Regions from separate parts of the Homo sapiens genome. Here region 2 is linked to region 1. A link is a contact called in ENCODE POLR2A ChIA-PET data. All regions are on one chromosome and are shown on one strand. The core of a region is the stretch at or near the end of the contact, and the rest is flanking DNA. Distances in the headings are between cores, read along the strand shown. Region 1 holds the start of SLC2A3 (solute carrier family 2 member 3). Region 2 holds the start of C1S (complement C1s).

What was found. ChIA-PET counts read pairs that join two places held with the same protein, here RNA polymerase II (POLR2A).
Region 2: POLR2A ChIA-PET joins it to region 1 with 10 read pairs in A673. The contact joins the promoter of C1S here to the promoter of SLC2A3 in region 1. POLR2A ChIA-PET finds 5 or more read pairs at or near these places in 3 of 52 experiments (A673, activated T-cell and endothelial cell of umbilical vein).

The regions. Positions count from the first base shown.
Region 1 is chr12:7,934,441-7,937,638 of GRCh38, forward strand. It overlaps SLC2A3 (solute carrier family 2 member 3), which reads right to left and starts at 1,747. Exons shown (of 10, transcript NM_006931.3): 1 at 1,580-1,747. The coding sequence starts at 1,594. RefSeq lists an enhancer at 1-808 and a silencer at 1,876-1,925.
Region 2 is chr12:7,059,101-7,062,172 of GRCh38, forward strand. C1S (complement C1s) reads left to right here and starts at 1,618. Exons shown (of 12, transcript NM_001734.5): 1 at 1,618-1,777; 2 at 2,739-2,817. The coding sequence starts at 2,813. RefSeq lists enhancers at 1,205-1,706, 1,707-2,206.

The DNA of each region.
Region 1 (3,198 bases), core at 497-2,996:
CCTGGCCCCATTTCAGTCTTCGTTTATTAAATACAGTTCTGCTATCCCTAACTCCCGCGCAGGGGAAGAAAGTACTTACTCTGAACCCAACATATAAGGGCGAACCCAACATATAAGAGACATTTCTTAGTGGGGAGAACCGGTCATCTTCACCTTGCCTGGAATAATTCAGCCGGGCGAGACATTTTCCATTTCTACCTTGGGGCAGCTCAATTTTTATACCTGAGGCCAACTTCTACGCCATTCCCCCCCACCCCACCACCCAAAATCCCTTCAACCTTTCATATCTTAAACTCCTTTCCTTTCAGGTCGGGCAGATTAGGCAGCAGGCTGGGAGCTTCAGCAGGAGAAGTGACCTTGCCTGCAGCCTCCCAGATGTCTCAGTCCCAGCTAAGCATCGGTACCCCGGAGGGCCCTGCCAGTGCAATGCTCTGTTAAATCTTTTTCCGTTTAGTAAAAATCTCTTCTGTCTCCTCTCATCATTCACTATCTTTGAGAGCCTTTTCTTCTTTAGTCTCATAATTTTCCATCCCTTTCTTATTTTCCTACATTTTCTTTCTTTCTGCTTTGTAGAGATGGGATCTCACTATATTGCCCAAGGCTAGTCTCAAACTCCAGGCCTCATGTGATCCTCCTGCCTTGGTTTCCCAAATGCTGGGGTTATAGGTGTGACCCACCACACCTGGCCCCTTATTTTTAGTTAAATTTATCTTGGTAAAAAATGCCTTTCTTGCTGCGCGCAGTGGCTCATGCCTGTAATCTCAGCACCTTGGGAGGCCGAGGCCGGCGGATCGCCTGAGGTCGGGAGTCGAGACCAGCCTGACCAACATAGAGAAACCCCGTCTCTACTAAAAATACAAAATTAGCCGGGCCCGGTGGTTCATGCCTGTAATCTCAGCTACTCAGGAGGCTGAGGCAGGAGAATCGCTTGAACCCGGGAGGCGGAGGCTGTGGTGAGCTGCGGTCGCTCCATTGCACTCCAGCCTGGGCAACAAGAGTAAAACTCAATCAGAAAAAAAAGAAAAGCCTTTCTCCCTGCAAATAATGCATATACAACACTCAATATTTTAGTATGTCCTGCACTCACGATTTTAACCCTAATAGGAAGGACAACTGGAATTCTTTCTCCTTAGCATCCACGAACCCCATATGTTATAGGACAAACAGATGGCCAGACCCTGGCCTGTGCCTCCAAACACAGACCTTTTCAAGGTCTAATGCTTCCAGAGAAGTCTTCACACTGGCTCTGAGACCCACACTTGTAATCCATACAACCAAGCAGCCCGATCCTCTAAACACTCAACCATCTCGTCCTCAGTGGCATATGGTTACCTAAAATAAACCTGAGAAGCAAACACAACTTCTCCGGGTGACTTTCCTATGATAAGGTGAACAGAACTGTATGACATTCAAAGAGAACTGATGAAGCGGCAGCAGTGCAGGCTAGAGACGAAATGAAAAGGCCTTAAGATAGCTTGGTGACTTAGGAGAAAATAGAACAAGGAGATTACCATTAATATTTGCCTTTCTGAGTGTATCCCAAACAAGCAAAAATAACCAGTAATTATATCATTCTTACCTTCTGTGTCCCCATCGCTGTAATCTAATTCAAGTCTTCAAGAAAGATCTAGGGGTGATTCCAGAAACAGCTTTTTCAGCCAACAAAACCTTCAAAATGTCCTTCTCAGCAGCAAGTTTTCTCCACGTCCTCAGGAAGGATCCAAAGTCTTACCATTACAGCATCTCTGGGTCTCGCTGGGATCATGACTATTTATAATCTCCGCAAAGGGTGGAGCCTGAAAGGGCGACAAGCCCCCAGCCCCACCCCACCCCACCCCACCCCCCTGAAGCAATCTTGTGATCTCTCGGAATTCTGTGTTATCAGAACTACCCCCGCCCCCGCCCCACAGACAATAACGCCCTCCCTCCCCCCTCTCTTAAAACCACATCCTTCCACTCTCTCCACCCTGGGTTTTTTTTTTTTTTTTTTTTTCAAAAGCTCATCCTTACTCCTTCCCTCTTCTAATAGCAGCTAGAGCCTCTTAGTTTCACAGACAAAATACTACCAGAAAAGCCTGGAGGGAGGGCAAATACACTATTTTATGCTCTCGCATCTGCTTGGGATTAAAACAATCTACAGAGAGATTAGAATAAATCTATCCATACAAAACGAAGTCAAGTGGGTGCTACTATCAGAGATTTAAGGTTGTTAGAAAGAGTGTTAGTAAGAATTCTTGATCCTATGAATTTATAGGCTGGGTCTACAATCTTTTTTTTTTCTTTTTTTTTTGAGACGGAGTACACAATCTTAAAGGGGAGGGAAAGACAGCCTGAGAGAAGAAAATCAGGGAAATAATTTTGCCAGTGTTCCTTTCTTCGCATAATCTCACCTGGAGGGAAGAAAATCTGAATTTCTAGGAGCCAGACCAACTATCAGGGCAGTAGGAATAAGAGGTTCAACTGTTTATGGAATACAATCCATATCCTTTTTTTTTTTTTTTTTTTTTTTTTGATATGGAGTCTCTCTCTGTCGCCCAGGCTGGAGTGCAGTGGTGCGATCTCGGCTCACTGCAACCTCCGCCTCCCGGGTTCAAGCAATTCTCCTGCCTCAGCCTCCCGAGTAGCTGGGACTATAGGCGCCCGCCACCACGCCCCGCTAATTTTTGTATTTTTAGTAAAGACGGGGTTTCACCATATTGGCCAGGCTGGTCTCAAACTCCTGACCTTGTGATCTGCCCGCCTTGGCCTCCCAAAGTGCTGGGATTACAAGTGTGAGCCACCGCGCCGAGCCCTATATTTAATAAGGCATTTGCCATATCACCCATTCTGAATTCTGCATCACTTTCTGCTAGTCTCAAGCTTATAGCATCTAGAAATGCAATAAATACCGAATTCAATTAAGCAGGTATTTGCCGAATACACGCTATGTATCAGGTACTCTCCAAGAAGCTGGTGATTCTTCAGTGAATAATAGAAAAAAAGGCCGGGCGCGGTGGCTCACGCCTGTAATCCCAGCACTTTGGGAGGCCGAGGTGGGCGGATCACGAGGTCAGGAGATCAAGACCATCCTGGCTAACACGGTGAAACCATTCTCTACTAAAAATACAAAAAAAAAAAAAAAAAAAAAAAAAATTAGCCGGGCATGGTGGCGGGCGCCTGCAGTCCCAGCTACTCGGGAGGCTGAGACAGGAGAATGGC
Region 2 (3,072 bases), core at 368-2,867, 880 kb before region 1:
GCCTGCTCCAGAGCTGCTGGAGGTGGGGGTGACACACTTCTTGTGCCTGTGTCTTCTTTCTTGGGAGGTCGGCTCTGTTCCCAAGACTGATATCATGGGGAACTCCTCTAATGTGGCAAAGCAGTTTGAATGCTGGGCAGCCAGGGGAGTCACAGATGGTTGCATACACATCTGTGTTCTGCATGACACTGCTAGACATGGCGGACAATACCAAGACGGATCAGACCCAGCACCTGTCTTCCGAGACCTTACGGGCTCATGATTCTCTTCCTTTTAACATGCACATTTATTAGGTACCATAGTGTGCAAAGCTTGTTCACTCGAATTATTTCATTAGGTCCATCTGATAGTCATGTAGGGTAGGCAGAACTGATAGGATTTCTGTTTTATATTTGAAGAAACTAGGTCTGTCAATAGTGAGCCAGGTTTAAAAAAAAAAAGAAACTAGGAAGTTAGGTGATGAGCCTAAGACATCACCACTGGTGAGGAGCAGAGCTGGGACATGAGCCTATCTTCTGACTCCAGGCCCAGTGCTAAGCCAACTAAAGGGGCATAAAGGGGAGCTGAGATCAGGGAAGGCTCTGTGGAGTGGCACTGCCCCTCAGTCCCTTGTCTGCAATTCTAAAATCCAAAGGACTCTGAAAACAAAGTCTCTGTCTTTTTTTTGTAATGGGATCTCATTCTGTTGCCCAGGCTGGAGTGCAGTGGTGCCCTCTGCAGCCTCGACCTCCCTGGCACAAGTGATCCTCTTGCCTCAGCCTCCTGAGTAGCTGGGACTACAGGCGTGTGTCACAATACCTGGCTATTGTTTTTTGTTTGTTTGTTTTCAAGTTTGGGACTAAAACTCAATTTGGCAGCAAAACCTGACCCGAACTGATGTGATTTGTAATCTTTAGTTATCCATTTACCGTAAGATCAATGTGTTTAGCTGCAGAAATCTTAATGTTTGTTAATAGGGGGTTATCCTGGTCCATAAAGGGAGGGAGAGGAGGAGGTGTTACCTAATATTGGGTCCATGGACTACATAGCCTAAAAAAATCTATAAAATTTCAAAACACACCTGGCTTCAAGGGTTATGGATAAGGGAGTCTGGGTTGGATCTGAAAGGGGGCTTGGTTGTGGGGTAGAATTTCGATGTTTGGAAGGGATGTGGAGGGATGTTATGAAGAGGAAGCCTCACGCCATACCACCTTGGGTCTTGGTGTTAAGTCATTATCAACCATTACATTTGCTTTAAAGCAGAGATGACTTACATTTCTGATAACTACTTTCCCTTAATTCATGATTCACACACATTTGGAGGGCTGGACTTTCTGGGTTTGGTTATTTCCCCTGGTACCAATCCCCGCCTTTTCCCAGAAATCACTTGACTTTCCCGAAAACTCAGAAACACACCCTTTGGCTGAAAAATAGCATTAAGCAATCGGTGAAATTCCCCATTCCTCCTTTCCCCGCTGGAGCCCTGGATAGAGGGCTCTCTGGCCTGGGAGGAGGACGCTGTCCTTGTTTCAAAAGCAGAGGGAGCTCCAAGATCAAGGCTGAGTTTCCCTAAGTCATGGTCTCCCAGCCCCCTCTGTTTAGATCAGGGAATTTCAGACATGCACACTCGGGTAGGGAATCTTATGAACAGAACCAGGACAGGGAGGCTGGCCGGAGGTTCCTGCAGAGGGAGCGTCAAGGCCCTGTGCTGCTGTCCCTGGGGGCCAGAGGGGTTGCCCAGCATGCCCACTGGCAGGAGAGAGGGAACTGACCCACTTGCTCCTACCAGCTTCTGAAGGTAAAATCCTTACAAACGAGGAGCAGAGCTTTGATGGAGGAAAAAGGAAAGGCAGAAAACTTCACGTAGGAGGGCTTGGGGCAATGATAGAGGGCTGACAAAGGCAGCATAAAAAAAGGCAGAATATAGACAACCTATTTCTCTTAGGCTCACCCCATCCACCCCTACTTCACCCCCTTACCTACCACTGTTTTCAGGGTTAAAGCAATTTTAGCAACCCTTTACTAGGAACTGTGGGGAGATAGCTTGTATTTTCAGTAAGTTGGCGGTGGGGGGCAGGGACAAACTCCAAACAAACTCTGGAAAACGAATGTAGGAAGTTTTTATGTTCCTTGTCATTTGGCTGTCCCTTTTCTCCTTCCTCGCACAACCCTGTATCAGTGGGGCAGCACTTCCTTCTCAGACCGCTTGTCCCAGGGTCCCTGCCTTCCCCTAGTGAAAGAAGCTCCTGCCTCCATCGGTGGGCGTTGGGAGCATCAGCGGAGATGCACGCAATGATAAACAGCAGACAGGGCTGCTTGAGGAGATGAGGTGATCACGGTTAAAGAAGAGGGGCTGTCCTACATGGATGATCATGATGCGCCAAGACTGTTGAAAACCTGAGTGGAAATGGGAGCATCGTTCTTGAGGGCAGGAGAGAGACTGATACCGCGGGGGTGGGGCTGGTGGAGGACAATAGAGGAAGAAGAAAACTGGGAGAAAGTACTCGATTCCTTTGGAGAAAAATTAGGAGAAAGTCTAGAGAAGCAATGAGGGAAGGATACAATTTAGCTATAGTCTAGAAAGTTAGTCGAAGTTAACTAGGGAGGGTGTGAGGGGCACGGTGCCATGTGGGGATGTTGGTGATATGGCCCTGTGTGTTATACCTTTGAAGGTGACACTGAGCCCCAGGTGACGCCGCACCACCAAAGAAGGTGCTTGTGTTTGTCAGACAAATACAGCCAGGCCTGCCACCCCTTAGGCTCCAAAGTCCGGAGGTGCAGAAAGCCAGGACCAAGAGACAGGCAGCTCACCAGGGTGGACAAATCGCCAGAGATGTGGTAAGTGATCAAGGGTCCCTGAGATGACACAGACTCCATTCCCTTCATCTTCTCAAGAAAAGCGCTCAAGGGCCAGGCATGATGGCTCACACCTGTAACCCCAGCACTTTGGGAGGCTGAGGCGGGAGGATTGCTTGAGCCCAGGACTTTGAGACCAGCCTGGGCAACATAAGGAGACCCTGTCTCTATTAAAAAAAAAAAAAATTAGCCCAGCGTCATGCGTGTCACCTGTGGTCCCTGCTACTCAAAAGGCTG